Regions from separate parts of the Homo sapiens genome. Here region 2 is linked to region 1. A link is a contact called in ENCODE Hi-C or POLR2A ChIA-PET data. All regions are on one chromosome and are shown on one strand. The core of a region is the stretch at or near the end of the contact, and the rest is flanking DNA. Distances in the headings are between cores, read along the strand shown. Region 1 holds the start of PSMC3 (proteasome 26S subunit, ATPase 3). Region 2 overlaps MADD (MAP kinase activating death domain).

Evidence for each region. A loop is a pair of places that touch in the nucleus more often than their neighbours do. ChIA-PET counts read pairs that join two places held with the same protein, here RNA polymerase II (POLR2A). Pooled maps may share reads with other maps.
Region 2: a loop to region 1 is called in a map of B cell, with 14 times the contacts of the local background. The contact joins the enhancer-like site here to the promoter of PSMC3 in region 1. A Hi-C loop is called at or near these places in 3 of 168 maps with a recorded cell type or tissue (B cell, CD14-positive monocyte and naive thymus-derived CD4-positive, alpha-beta T cell) and 9 of 50 pooled maps. POLR2A ChIA-PET finds 5 or more read pairs at or near these places in 3 of 52 experiments (A549, activated CD4-positive, alpha-beta T cell and naive thymus-derived CD8-positive, alpha-beta T cell).

Annotation. Positions count from the first base shown.
Region 1 is chr11:47,423,676-47,430,674 of GRCh38, forward strand. It overlaps PSMC3 (proteasome 26S subunit, ATPase 3), which reads right to left and starts at 2,764. Exons shown (of 12, transcript NM_002804.5): 1 at 2,530-2,764; 2 at 2,192-2,275; 3 at 1,446-1,571; 4 at 932-1,036; 5 at 754-816; 6 at 371-508. The coding sequence starts at 2,604. RefSeq lists silencers at 2,391-2,602, 2,873-3,002 and an enhancer at 2,573-2,772.
Region 2 is chr11:47,324,822-47,331,820 of GRCh38, forward strand. MADD (MAP kinase activating death domain) reads left to right here. Exons shown (of 37, transcript NM_001376571.1): 34 at 1,723-1,731; 35 at 1,917-1,986; 36 at 3,837-3,883; 37 at 4,225-5,210. The coding sequence ends at 4,329. It overlaps MYBPC3 (myosin binding protein C3), which reads right to left. Exons shown (of 35, transcript NM_000256.3): 35 at 6,585-6,895. Among named protein-coding and RNA genes, the nearest start is that of MYBPC3, 24 kb to the right of the region's middle. Within about 2 kb of position 3,775, at least 3 of the 41 ENCODE cell types and tissues checked have a DNase peak (open chromatin) inside an H3K27ac peak, as active enhancers do; they include B cell, where a contact is called at or near this core.

The sequences.
Region 1 (6,999 bases), core at 1,514-4,013:
CAGCTACTCGAGAGGCTGAGGCAGAATTGCTTGAACCCGGGAGGCAGAGGTTGCGGTGAGCCGAGATCGTGCCATTGCACTCCAGCATGGGCAGTAAAAGCAAAACTCCATCTCGGAAAAAAAAAAAAAAAGGACACTGGGCCAAGAACCAGGAGCCTGGGCTCCAGTCCTGGCTCTGGTCTCTCTGTGATCCTGGGCAAGGCATTTAAACTCTCTGGGCTTCAGTCTCCTCACCTGTCACATGGCACCCCTCCCTTCCTCCCTAGGTTGCTATGAGGATGAAAGACACATTAGGGAGATGAGCTGCATCAATGGCGTGGAGAAACTAAAAGGCTGACAAGGCTGCTGGCAGCTGCCGTGCCTCCCTCACCTCCTGGATCTGCTTGTCCAAACCCCCAATGTCACTGTATTGCTCCGTGGGCCTCTCGTCTACCTCCATGGCCTTCACCCGCGAGTCATACTCTGTGGGCAGCGTCTCCAGGATCAGATAGGAGTCTTTGTTCACACCCTAAGGACACAGCACAGGGCCTTCAGATTTGGCCCAGCTCAAGGGCTACCCAACTGACTGGGTGACAGGTGTCTGCAGAGGGAAAGACACAGGACTGGGCAATACAAGAATCAAACAGCAAGTAGACAGAATCCCAGACTCTCGGAGCTGTTCTGCCAAGATTCAGAGCCAACAGTGACCTGGGGCGGGTACAGGGGCTCAGCTAGTCACCAGAAAAGCACTGCCTGGGCTCAGGCCCCACTCACCACCAGGTCTCCTGGCTTTAGCTTTTCAGCATCCACCAACCCAATCACAGGAAGGAAGTACGTCTGTGGACAAGTTACAGGGGCAGTCTCAGTTAGTGTCCTCAGGGAAGGCTCCCTAGTCCTGTCCCACATCCGCTCCTCACCCTCCTCCAGTCTCTCATTGCTGAGCCACGCTCACCTGTCGTGTAGAGGTTTTGATCACAGCACACTTGCCCTTCCTCTGGGAGTCCAGGTCAATATTGGCACCATCCTCCTCTTGGTCATTAGGATCAACATCCAGGAGCTGGGAAGGAAAAAATACTCAGCTCCTTGAACTCCCCAAGGCCCAGTGCTTCCTAAGACAGTTCCTAATACCTGCAGGGCTGGCCATCCTTACCTCCCTCCTCCAATAGCCCTGAGCCCACCAAACGTGGGTGCCCCTGCTAAGCCCAGGGATTGATCTCTGTGTAGGTGCTGCTCCTCTGCACAGGGCTCATCTACCCCGGAGGAGACATAACCAACAGAAAAGGAGACACGTGAGACCTCCCAGGACTTTGCAGGCCCCGTCTTCCCCATGAAAGTGCCCCAGGAGGTGTAGCTCTGACATGCAGTTTGGCCTCAATACCTCCACCCACTCTTTCCCTAGTGGCCCCACCCCAGGCTGTCCCCATTCCCTGCTGACTCCCTCTCTTCCCCTCCACATACACACACACCTCGATGACGTTGGAGACAAGGTACGGCAGGGTCTTGTTCACTTTGATTTTCTCACTGTTCTCTTTTATCTTGTCCTTCATGGCTTGGAGCTCATGGGTGACTCTCAACACTTCACTCTTCATGATCTGAGATCAGGAGGGGAGGAGAAGCAAATATAAACCCTGGCACAGCTTATGCTAGAGCCCTGTAACTAGTGAGGTCCAGGGTGCCCAGGGGACCCTCCCGCATCCATTCATCCAGCTCTGAGGCTCTCTGAAGGCAGAGTCTGACTGTGTCCACATCCTGCAGAAGTCAAAAGAGGAGGCCAGTTTGGAAACCTCCTGGTGAAATAGTGGTAGTATTGGAATAAAAGCAGGCCTCCGAGAGAGGCAAACATAGGTTTTAGGTTCTGCCTCATAGTAAGAACTGGGTGCTTTATCGCAGTACAAACCTCTCTGGGCCTGTCTCCTCATCTGTAAAATAGGCATTTTACTAAAAGAAGGATTCTTGAGAGGATTATTCCCAGTTCTCACTGGGAAAGGCAATCTGATAACTTCTCATCTCAGCCCAGGCCTCCCACCACCCCCTACCTGTCTTCTTGTCCCTTTTAAGGCTTAGTTTTCTTTCCTCTCTTCCTGATATGAGGGGGAAGCCCGAGCCCCATGTCTCCCCCAGGGTGCCCGATTAGGAAGTACGAGAGGCGACTCGGATCGCCGGGGCCTGTCCTGTGGGGGCTCCATCGCCCGCACAGGAGCTGTGCGCCCACCTTGATCTCACTGTCCAGCAGCCGTGTGCGCTGGATGATCTCCTCCGTGGACATCTTGAGCACCTCCTCCCCAATTCCATCTTGCTGTAAAAAATTATTTGTTTATTTATATATTTACTTTTACTCAGGACAAGCATCCCTCGTTCTCCGAACCCACTCACAGCCTCAGTTTCCACGCCCATAAAACCAGGATGGAGTCAGGACCCCTGCCCACATCCCAAACAACCCCGTCCCCGGGATCGGGCCAGACCTTGACCCCCAGCCACCTCCTTCCCTCTTGTCAATGGCGTCTCCCTGCGGGCCCCGGTTCCCGGACCGCCAGCTCGCCCGGTGCCCACCTCGGCCTCATCCCACACGGTCGCCATCTTCTCCTGCCGAGTCACTGGACTCTCAATATTCGGCAGCAGATTCATTTCCTGGAGGAGCGGGCAGAAGATGGGACCAGGCGGGAGCCGCAACGGGAGATTAATACCGTCTTTCTTAAAGCCTTCTCTTGACCAGTGGAAAACCTCTCCCCACAAATCCCGACTCTTGACCCGACCAGCTCCGGCCGTGCTGCGGAGCAGCGAATCTGCCTCTCCGATTCCAAAGACCAACCCCTGGCCACAGGCCCCGCCCCCGCGGACCCCGAAACGTTCCCGCCCGCGTCCTATTTTTGCCGGGCGCGAGAGGTGGGGCCGCTATTGGCCGACACGCGCGTTGGGGGCGGGGCCTATGTGTAAAACCGGAAAGGGAGGGAGAAGGGTGGGATCCGCGAGGGCCTTTGGGAAATGTAGTCTTTAATCTGGCCCGTGACAGATGCTTGCGGAGGGGCGCGTTCAAACTCAGACCGTGACCCCGCTAGGAATAAGGGGATTTACACAATGACACTGCCTCCCAATTAATAAACGACATAGGCCAGCCGTGTGCAAAGGGCCAAAAAGGCATGCCACCTCAGTCCGCATTTTTACAATTATTTAAGTACAAGCTGGCCACCCGGAGTTACGGGAGGGAATCATTAACCAGCTTTAAAGAGAAATCGCTGCTGCTCCTAACGTCAGAGCAGGCTTCACGGAATTGTCCACGTGGGAAGAACTCAATTGACCATCAGCCTCTACGATTAAAAACATTATGACTCGGGCCGGGCGCGGTGGCTCACGCCTGTAATCCCAGCACTTTGGGAGGCCGAGGCGGGCGGATCACGAGGTCAGGAGATCGAGACCATCCTGGCTAACACGGTGAAACCCCGTCTCTACTAAATATACAAAAAATTAGCCGGGCGTGGTGGTGGGCGCCCGTAGTCCCAGCTACTCCGGGCTGAGCCAGGAGAATGGCATGAACCTCGGAGGCGGAGCTTGCAGTGAGCCGTGATCGCGCCACTGCACTCCAGCCTGGGCGACAGAGCGAGACTCCGTCTCAAAAAAAATTATGTCTCGTATCTGCAATTGTTTGTTTTCTCTGACCATGGTTAGTAATCTCAGTGAGCAGAGCGGGTCTCCGGATCATGGGAGACTCATTCGTTGTACCCTTGTCGGCTATTTTAAATGATCTCTCCTTATCCTTTGAGGTGAGCCCTGGAGCCCCTTTAAAGGGAACTTCATGTAAGCAACATAGCTTATATTTCAAGTCAAACCATCACAAACACTCTGTTAACCTGATGAAAATCTGTGCAATCGTTGCCTTTTTTTTGTTTGCTTGTTTGTTTTTTGTTTTTTGAGACGGAGTCTCGCTCTGTCGCCCAGGCTGGAATGCAGTGGCGCGGTCTCTCCCTACCGCAACCTCCGCCTCCCGGGTTCAATGGATTCTCCTGCCTCAGCCTCTCAAGTAGCTGGGATTACAGGCACCCACCACCACGCCCAACTAATTTTTGTATTTTTAGTAGAGACAAGGTTTCACCATGTTGACCAGGCTGGTCTCAAACTCCTGGGCGTAAGTGATCTTCCTGCCTCAGCCTCCTAAAGTGTTGGTACTATAGGCATGAACCACTACACCTAGCCTTTGCAGTAGTTTTTTTTGGAACACGGTTGAAAGCAGAATTTTTTTCTTTAAATAACAACATGTACAGCTGCTCACTCAGGCTGACAAAGCGTCTCCTCAAGTAACAGTGCTTTATTCCATTCTCTCAACAAGCCTGCCTTGTGGACAGACTGAATTACCATTCTCAAATTTAAATAAGCATAGGGAGGCTCAGAGAGGTTAAGTGCCTTGCTGGAGGTTATTCAGTGAGTCACTGGCAGCACTAGGACTGCTGACCCCAAATTCTCACTTTGAGTTGCCCGATAGGAGCCAAGAAGCCCAGAGGGGAAAGACTGTCCAATCTGTGCTGGTCCCACTATGCCTGGGTCAGTTGGGTCCCATTCTGGGGCCTACTTTTGGAGATCCTGACAAATACGAATATGTTTAGAAAGCCTCCAGCCTGGGCCTAGGAGGGATGCAGACATTCTCCCCTTAACCAACTTTTAGGTAGGCTCTTCTGAGCCATCTTTTTTTTTTTTTTTTTTTTTTTGAGACGGAGTTTCGCTCTGTCGCCCAGGCTGGAGTGCAGTGGCGGGATCTCGGCTCACTGCAAGCTCCGCCTCCCGGGTTCACGCCATTCTCCTGCCTCAGCCTCCCAAGTAGCTGGGACTACAGGCGCCCGCCACTACGCCCGGCTAATTTTTTGTATTTTTAGTAGAGACGGGGTTTCACCGTTTTAGCCGGGATGGCCTCGATCTCCTGACCTCGTGATCCGCCCGCCTCGGCCTCCCAAAGTGCTGGGACTACAGGCATGAGCCACCGCGCCCGGCCTGAGCCATCTTTTTTTGACTAGGCCTTGTGGGCTGTTCCTTCATCCCTGTCATCAACCTGTCTAACCCTGTTTTCACAAAAATCCTGCTAGTCAGTTTAACGGAATCCCCCCACCCCTGATACCTCATCCCTCTAGATATATGATCCAGGTCCTCATTTATCCTTCACCTTTGAAGTATAAGCCCTTGGCCTGCTTTTTTTTTTTTTTTTTTTTTTTTTGAGACGAAGTCTTGCTCTGTCGCCCAGGCTTGAGTTCAGTGGTGCGATCTTGGCTCACTGCAACCTCCGCCTCCTGTGTTCAAGCAATTCTCCTGTCTCAGCCTCCTGAGTAGCTGGGATTACAGACACCCACCACCAAGCCCAGCTAATTTTTGTATTTTAGTAGAGACGGGGTGTCACCATGTTGGCCAGGATGGTCTCGACCGCCTCATGATCCTCTCGCCTCCACCTCCCAAAGTGCTGGGATTAGAGGCGTGAGCCACTGCACCCGGCCCTGAACATCTCCTTCTTTAATCCTGGCTAGAATGACAGGGATTGATTATCTTGGGAGCCCAGGAGTAGGAATGTCTTGGGGAGATGGGAGAAAAAGGAGAATAGTTTATGAAGGTTCACTCTGCTCAAAAAGGTCAAGGAAGTACCAGGAGGTCAGTCCCAGCAAGGAGCTGGGAACCTGGAGCAGAGCATGTCTTCAGGGAGAAAGAGGTTGGCTGAATTAGGGACCTCTGGTCCATCTGGGCCTCTAGAGAGAAGAGGTCTAGGCCAGGCCTAGAACAGATGTTTCTGTCTTGGCATCAAGCTAGGGTGAGAGCCACCAGGCCAAAACCCTGGAGTCATTCTTTGTTTTTGTTTGTTTGTTTTGAGACAGAGTCTCAGTCTGTCACCCAGGCTGGAGTGCAGTGGTGATTCTCCCACCTCAGCCTCCTGAGTAGCTGGGACTACAGATGCACACCACCACACCCAGCTAATTTTTGTGTTTTTGGTTTTTTTTTTCTGAGACAGAGTTTCACTCTTGTTGTCCAGGCTGGAGTGCAGTGGCACGATCTGGGCTCACTGCAACCTCCACCTCCTGGGTTCAAGCAATTCTCCTGCCTCAGCCTCCCGAGTAGCTGGGATTACAGGCATGCACCACCATGCCTGGCTAATTTTGTATTTTTAGTAGAGGTGGGGTTTCTCCATGTTGGTCAGGCTGGTCTTGAACTCCTAACCTCAGGTGATCCACCCGTCTTGGCCTCCCAAAGTGCTGGGATTACTTTACCTTAAACAAATATCCAGAATTCAGAAATAGTAAGATCTGAATCAAAACAATCAAGCGGAGGGTGTGGAGCTTGGTGGGGCTTTTGGGGGTAAACAAGATTGTCCATGTGCTGAAATGCATAGTTAAGGCTGAGATGGAAATCATTGGTTTCTCTCCTTTTGTATCTATTTGAAAATTTCCAAAACGAAAGATATAACTCCTCCTAACCCCCTTGAATAGGACCATTTCTCACTCCCTCCATTGCCTATCACCCTGGTTCAAGCCACCATCATCTCAGACCTAGCTTATTATTATTATTTGGCATTGCTGTTGCATTTGAGATGGAGTCTTGCTCTGTTGCCCAGGCTGGAGTGTGGTGGTACTATCTTGGCTCACTGCAACCTCTGCCTCCGAGGTTCAAGCAATTCTCTTCCCTCAGCCTCCCAAGTAGCTGAGATTACAGGTGTACACCACCATGCCTGGCTAATTTTTATATTTTTAGTAGAGATGGGGTTTCACCATGTTGGCCAGGCTGGTCTCGAACTCCTGACCTCAAGCGGTCTGCCCGCCTCCATCTCCCAAAGTGCTGGGATTATAGGCATGAGCCACCGCTACCCCTAGATTATTATGGGGACCTTTCCACTGGTCTCCTGGATTCTACCCTAACCCTCCTGTGATGATTAATTTTGACTGGGCCATGGGATGCCCAGGTGTTTGGTTCAACATTATTCTGGGTCTTTTTGTCAGGCTGTTTTTAGACAAGATTGACATTTAAATCAGGAGACTGAGGAAAGCAGGTTGCCCTCTC
Region 2 (6,999 bases), core at 2,525-5,024, 98 kb before region 1:
GCCACGCTGCCCCATCCGTTGGACTCCACACAGTGTGAGTGGGAGCGTCTCACTTGGCCCTTCCCCTGCAGTGTCTCTGCCTTCCTCTATTCCCAGGATATGCTTCTGCTTGGTGGTTTTGCTTTGAGAGTCTAGACTGGCCGATCTCCTTGTGTCTTTCTGGTGTGCGTGCAGCTTGCGTGTGCGTGCGTGCGTGCCTGCGTGCTTGTGTGTAAGTAGCTTGTATCTGTCCTCTCTGGAGTGTGTTTATTTGCCTTTTTCTTCTGCGGATTCTTCTTCCTGTTCTTTTCCTTCCTCTGAGTGTTCCCACTCTGTCCCCTGCTCCACAGGCCCCATTCCCTTTCTTTTGATTGGGGAGCACTTGTGGATACATCTTTCCCTCATTGTAATTCCACCATAGGAGCTGACTTTTTTTTTTCTCTCTTGGTCTTTTAACACAGTGTTACCTTTTTCTCTCAGTGGACATTCCTTAAGCTAATTCCTTTCTGAGGCCAGCGCATCATCCCAGGTCCGTTCACAGCTCTGACTCCTCACACAAGTGCCTTCCCTCCTCTTTCCCTGATGTCCGGGTTCCTCTCCCTGAGGCTCTGAGCCAGACCCAAATGTGTGAAGCCCCACAGACCCTGGCCAGGCCGCAGACCCTCAGGGGAGGTGGATGCCTGACTGACGTGGCTGTCTCCCTCCCTCCGCTAGCCGTTGTAGCTCTCTTTCAGGAACGTAGCTGGGCAGCTTTGGTTTAACAGGAAATGGCTGCGCAGGCTGCCAGCAGCCCCTTAGTATATTTTCAATTTAGGACTTAGGGCAGTAGCCAACCCCAAAGACCTTAGGACCATCCCAGAGAGGGGTCTACCTAAGTGCTTTTCTGGACCACAAAGGTGTCAGTACTTCTTGGGGAGCAGACTTCTGACCACATTTTAGCGCCGTGGCCTCTGAAGATGAGATCTTGCTGAGCAACGCCCAGGTGCTCTGCCCTGTTCCTCGTCCTGCCCTTGGCATAGCCCCACTGGGCAGCCATCCAAGCCAGTCTGTGGTTGAAGGCTTGGCCCCTAGAAGATAGACTGCAGAGAAGGGGAGGAAAGCCCGGGTTCTCAATCTCACCTCACAGTTAGTAATGAGATAGCGACCTGCCCCCTATTCTGCCACACAGTGTTCAGTTGGAGTGGAGGAGGCAGCAGACCTCCTGGTGGAGCTGTGCAGTCTGGGGTAAATGGGAAAAGCACAGGCTTCGGTGTGAGGACATGCTTGGATTTGAAGCCCAGCTTCCACGTTCATGGGCAAAGAAACTTTCTGATCCATAGTTTCCTCATGTAGAAAATGGGGGTAATACTATTTACTGTGTCACGTAGTAGGTGCAGAGATTAGAAATCGTATTTGTAAAACCCCAAGTAGGTGCTCAGCAAGTGGTAGCTGATATTATTATCACCACATACCTCTTGGGAGATCCTGGATCCTGTTTCAAGGAGGATACCAACACCTCCCACCCTGAGGACAGTCTGAGGGGAGCTTTGCGCCCGTGCCAGCCCTCTGCGCCGGAGGAGGATGCATGGAAGGGTAGAGACCTAATGGGCTGAGTGGGGACCCCTGGGGCACTGTGTCTTACAAGCACTGCCCTGGGCAGAGGGTACGGGCGGGCAGCCCAGGCCAGCAGCAGGGCCTTCGGGTTGGGTTTGACCATTCAAACTAACGCCTTCATTTCTCTCCCATGCTTTCTCCTCCGGCCAGGAGCGGAAGGTACATGCCCTTTCTGCTATCTTCGCTTCTTAGCGCTTTTGAGTTGTGTGCGTGTGGATTCTTCTGTCCTCTCTTTGGGAAATAGACTTTCTTTGTGTGGGTGGGGCTGTAGCTGGGAGAGTGTGCTGTGTGGGGCAGGGGTGGAGCCTGTGGGCCTTACCCCGGCCTCCCTCCCTCTCTTGCAGGTTTTCATAGAGCTGAATCACATTAAAAAGTGCAATACAGTTCGAGGCGTCTTTGTCCTGGAGGAATTTGGTAATTACACTATTTTGCTCTTAGGTCTGGACTCACATGGCAGTAACTCAAACCTCGGAGCTCCAGAGGAGGGTCTAGGGGCAGGGAGAAGAAGAACCTCTGTAGAGAAGTCAGGAGGAGCAGGAGTGACAAGGAAGAAAAGGGACCCCTGAGATGAGAGCCGGGATGTGGAAGGGAAAGATAGATAATGGATCGCAGAAGAGCAAATGGGGCCTCAGGTGGGTTTCGAGTTTAGAGGTGGTCCTGAAGCAGCTCAGTGAAGTAGCACCACCTCCCCGTGCTGGGCCAGCCAGTGGTCAGAAAGTTTGGGACACAGCAGACTGGCGACCCCCAAGCTCCACTATGTCCATGTCACCTGCTGCAATCTCTCTAGCAGCCCAGTGCGCTAGCCAGCCTCCCTGGCGCCGCTCTGGTCTCCACCTGGCCTCTGTGCCAGACAAAGGGGCACCGGGCGTCGCAGGCAGACTCACTTGAGGGACAGAGGAGTCTAGCGGGACAGCTGTAGCCGGAAGCTGGGAGCCAGCGCTAGGGAGTGGTGTAGTGGGTTCTCACCCTGGGGCTTTGAGTTCCTGCTGTGTTTGTGCTTCATTCTTTTGTGCCCCTCATCGCTGCTATGAAAACCTTCGTTCTCCAGCAGGTAAAGTGACCTCGGCTCGTGCTGCCTCTCCCCAGGTCTCTGCCTTGGGCCCTGCCCTGGGTGGGTAGCTCCCATCGAACCAGCTCCTCACACTGCCAGCTCGTCTCTTCCTTTCTCCCCTACCCTCTTTCTTCCTACCTTGCCTCCCCCTTCTCACCGGCTCACTGGACTTTCCTCCCCGTGTGTTCCCTTCTCTCTTCTGTCAGAGAGATACTTGGGGGAATCTTCCAACTCGGGAGAATGGCCTGGGGCTTCTTGCTCTACCTTTGATGAGTTTATTCCCTGCTGACCCTGGGTTCCCCCAAATTCTACCTCCCAGGGTCAGAAGAAGGTACGGCCAATTCTCCTCCTGCCTTTTCTGGCCCCCAGGGAGATGCCAGGCCCCTCTGCTCCCAGTCTCAAGGGGCCATGATGGTGGCTGAGCCTGGGGGGCCTACTCCTTCCTCTGGCCAAGCAGAACCCCTGCATGGCTGGAGCGGGGGGACTCTCACTCTTGCCTTCTGGGCTGTGGACATGTGTGTATTTTGCCTGATGCTCCCTGTCACCTCCCTCCCTGGGTGCTGTACTCGCCTGTCTTCTGCTGGGTGTGTTGCTCCAGAGCCCTCAGACGCTCTCCCTCACACAGGCAGGTCTGGGCTTCTCCTGCCACTCAGGGAAGGACACTGCCACATCCTGTGGGTTTATATCATGTTACCTCTTCATCCAGCCTCAAGACCCTCTGTGTAGGGGGCTGGGAATAACGGGAACTGTGTTTAACATGACCCAATTTTCAGGCTGGTGACGAGTTCACGGGTGTCTCAGCAAAGTTGGACACAAGCTAGAGAGAGCTCTCTCCTCCCAGCCAAAACCTGGGAATTCCCCACTGCAGCTCCTCAGGGGCCCTGGACAGTAGCTGTGACCAGGCTGGTGAAAGGCCCGTCCCTCCCATCCAGGGCTTTCAAAGAAGTGGGTAGAATCACGGCCATCAAGTAAACGCCACTGCGGATGACAGAGGCCTAGCTGAGGAGGCTAGGGCCATGTCCTCCCAGCTGGCAGAGTCTGGACAGAGCCTCTGGTGGCCTCTGCCCTGTCATAGCCTAAGCTGCTGCAGCCACTGTGAGAGGCCACAGAGGGGAAGGGGACCCTGACGCCGGGCGCTGCCGCCTGGGGGAGCATGGCACGATTGCTCTTAGTGTTGAACTTTCTGTTTTGTCTCTTGCCCGTCCGGTTTTAGTTCCTGAAATTAAAGAAGTGGTGAGCCACAAGTACAAGACACCAATGGTGAGTGTGCCGCTCAACCCTGATGGGCCACGGTGCGCAGGGCTCCCTGGGGGACCTTCGGACAGGAGGAGGGGAGGGCCCTCTGAGCGCACAGGGGTGAGTGGGGACCTCGTTTTGTTGCCAAAGGTTCAACTCAGGCTGAAACAGGTCTTGAGCCCTGAGAGACAGACACACACACACGGATCCCCTCTCCCATGGGGACAGCTTCCTTGCTTGGAGCTCACGTTTAGCCCAGAGGCCCATGCCCAGTGTTAGGGCAGGAGTTGCCCATTGGCAGATCCTTCACATATGGAGATGGAGGAGTCTCAGTATCGTGATCCGCCTGGTTTTCTCTCCTCTAGGCCCACGAAATCTGCTACTCCGTATTATGTCTCTTCTCGTACGTGGCTGCAGTTCATAGCAGTGAGGAAGATCTCAGAACCCCGCCCCGGCCTGTCTCTAGCTGATGGAGAGGGGCTACGCAGCTGCCCCAGCCCAGGGCACGCCCCTGGCCCCTTGCTGTTCCCAAGTGCACGATGCTGCTGTGACTGAGGAGTGGATGATGCTCGTGTGTCCTCTGCAAGCCCCCTGCTGTGGCTTGGTTGGTTACCGGTTATGTGTCCCTCTGAGTGTGTCTTGAGCGTGTCCACCTTCTCCCTCTCCACTCCCAGAAGACCAAACTGCCTTCCCCTCAGGGCTCAAGAATGTGTACAGTCTGTGGGGCCGGTGTGAACCCACTATTTTGTGTCCTTGAGACATTTGTGTTGTGGTTCCTTGTCCTTGTCCCTGGCGTTATAACTGTCCACTGCAAGAGTCTGGCTCTCCCTTCTCTGTGACCCGGCATGACTGGGCGCCTGGAGCAGTTTCACTCTGTGAGGAGTGAGGGAACCCTGGGGCTCACCCTCTCAGAGGAAGGGCACAGAGAGGAAGGGAAGAATTGGGGGGCAGCCGGAGTGAGTGGCAGCCTCCCTGCTTCCTTCTGCATTCCCAAGCCGGCAGCTACTGCCCAGGGCCCGCAGTGTTGGCTGCTGCCTGCCACAGCCTCTGTGACTGCAGTGGAGCGGCGAATTCCCTGTGGCCTGCCATGCCTTCGGCATCAGAGGATGGAGTGGTCGAGGCTAGTGGAGTCCCAGGGACCGCTGGCTGCTCTGCCTGAGCATCAGGGAGGGGGCAGGAAAGACCAAGCTGGGTTTGCACATCTGTCTGCAGGCTGTCTCTCCAGGCACGGGGTGTCAGGAGGGAGAGACAGCCTGGGTATGGGCAAGAAATGACTGTAAATATTTCAGCCCCACATTATTTATAGAAAATGTACAGTTGTGTGAATGTGAAATAAATGTCCTCAACTCCCTTCAGGCTCCCTGGCTGCCTTGTGTTAAATGACACCTCCTCTTGGCTCAGGCCTGAGGAAAGCTATCCCTGGACTCTAAAAAGTCACCTCAGGCTGGAAGGAAGGAAGGAGATGAGGTCATCCATGTCCAAGCTTTGGCACACGGAGGCCCCAGCTCCCCTGTTCTGGGCTCCTAGAGCAAGGCTGCGGGAGGAGCTTTCCTTCCTGGGCACCTGAGGGCCCTGCAGAGAGCTGGGCTGCCATGAATGAACAGGCTGCTAGAGGGAGCAGCCAGACTGGGCGTCCTCACCTGAACTGAGATTAAGTGAAAGAAAGCCAAGGCCCTGGCCCTCTCCGTTCCCTTACAGGTGGGTATGGTCGAGAGAGGTGTGGTGATTCAGCCAGGGCCTCCCACAGGGCCCCGGACTCCTGGCCAGGAGTGTCTTCCACTGCATAGAACTCCCAGAAGCTCCCCTAGGAGCTGCCTTCATGGAATTCTGTCCTGGAAAAACCTGGCTGCACTCTCAGGGAATTTGAGACCTGCTGGCTTCCCGCGCCCAAAAGGAAACAGATGCTCGGATTTAGGCTCCCCATGGGGGAAGTGAGAGCAGAGTGGGGCCCTGGCCCTGACACCTTTCTGGTGCCCAGCGTCCTGGACTGGATTGGGTTGCTGTCTCCCACCGGGGATATGGGTCTGAACCCGCTGCTGGCTTATTGCTGGCTGGGACTCCAAAGCCACCTAGTGCAGCTCCACCCCAGCACAATCACAACACTGAGATTCTGCCTCACCCCACCTCCAGGCGGTTGTGACCACGGCCCCTGGCACAAGGATCACGCTGAGCACCTGGGACCAGTTAAATGCACTTTCCGCTGTCACAGCTCAGTTTCATCATCTGAAGAGTGAATGCTGTAGGGGAAGACAGGTTCCTTCTAGCGTTAATGTTTTATGAACTCAGAAACCACTCTGGGCCTGGTTTAATCATCGGGAAAACAAAACAAAAAACAGTATCTGCTCTCACTTTGCTGTGAAGATCAATGTCCCTGGGCTTTTTTCTTTTTTTTTTTTTGAGACATGGTCTCACTCCATCACCCAGGCTGAAGTGCAGTGGCATGATCTCGGCCCACCTCAAACTCTACCTCCTGGGTTCAGGTGATTCTCCTGCCTCAGCCTTCCAAATAGCTGGGATTATAGGCGCGCCACCTTGCCCAGCTAATTTTTGTATTTTTAGTAGAGACGGGGTTTCACCATGTTGGCCAGGCTGGTCTTGATCTCCTGACCTCAGGTGATCGGCCCGCCTCCGCCTCCCAAAGTGCTGGGATAACAGGCATGAGCCACCGCACCTGGCCATCCCCTGTGCATTTTTATGAAAACAGGCACACCGAAATTGAGAAGAGTGAGTTCTCTGTGACTGCACTTATCTTTTATTGCCCAATAAACATTGGGAAGACATAGCAGGCCAGAAAGGCCTGTCCCCAGACATTGTTTCTTGAGGCCACCCTCCTTTTACCCCAAAGATCCAGGGGCTTCCTTCAGGAGCCCTGTGGACCAGTCTGTGCAACACCCACTCAGGACTGCCCGACAACTGCCCTGCTGATCCCCCATCGCAGCACAGGAGACACACTTGTCACACATACATCCAACAGTAGGGAGGGGTTTCCCCAACTTCCCTCCAGGCTCCTGGCACGGGGCTGGCATCCGGTTGTACCTGCAACACAGGTTATCTTACGAGTGAATGGAGGGCCCCTACAGCCTCCCATTTACTGATGGCTGCCCCAGGACCAAGGGCCAGGGCTCAGCCACTGACTTGTG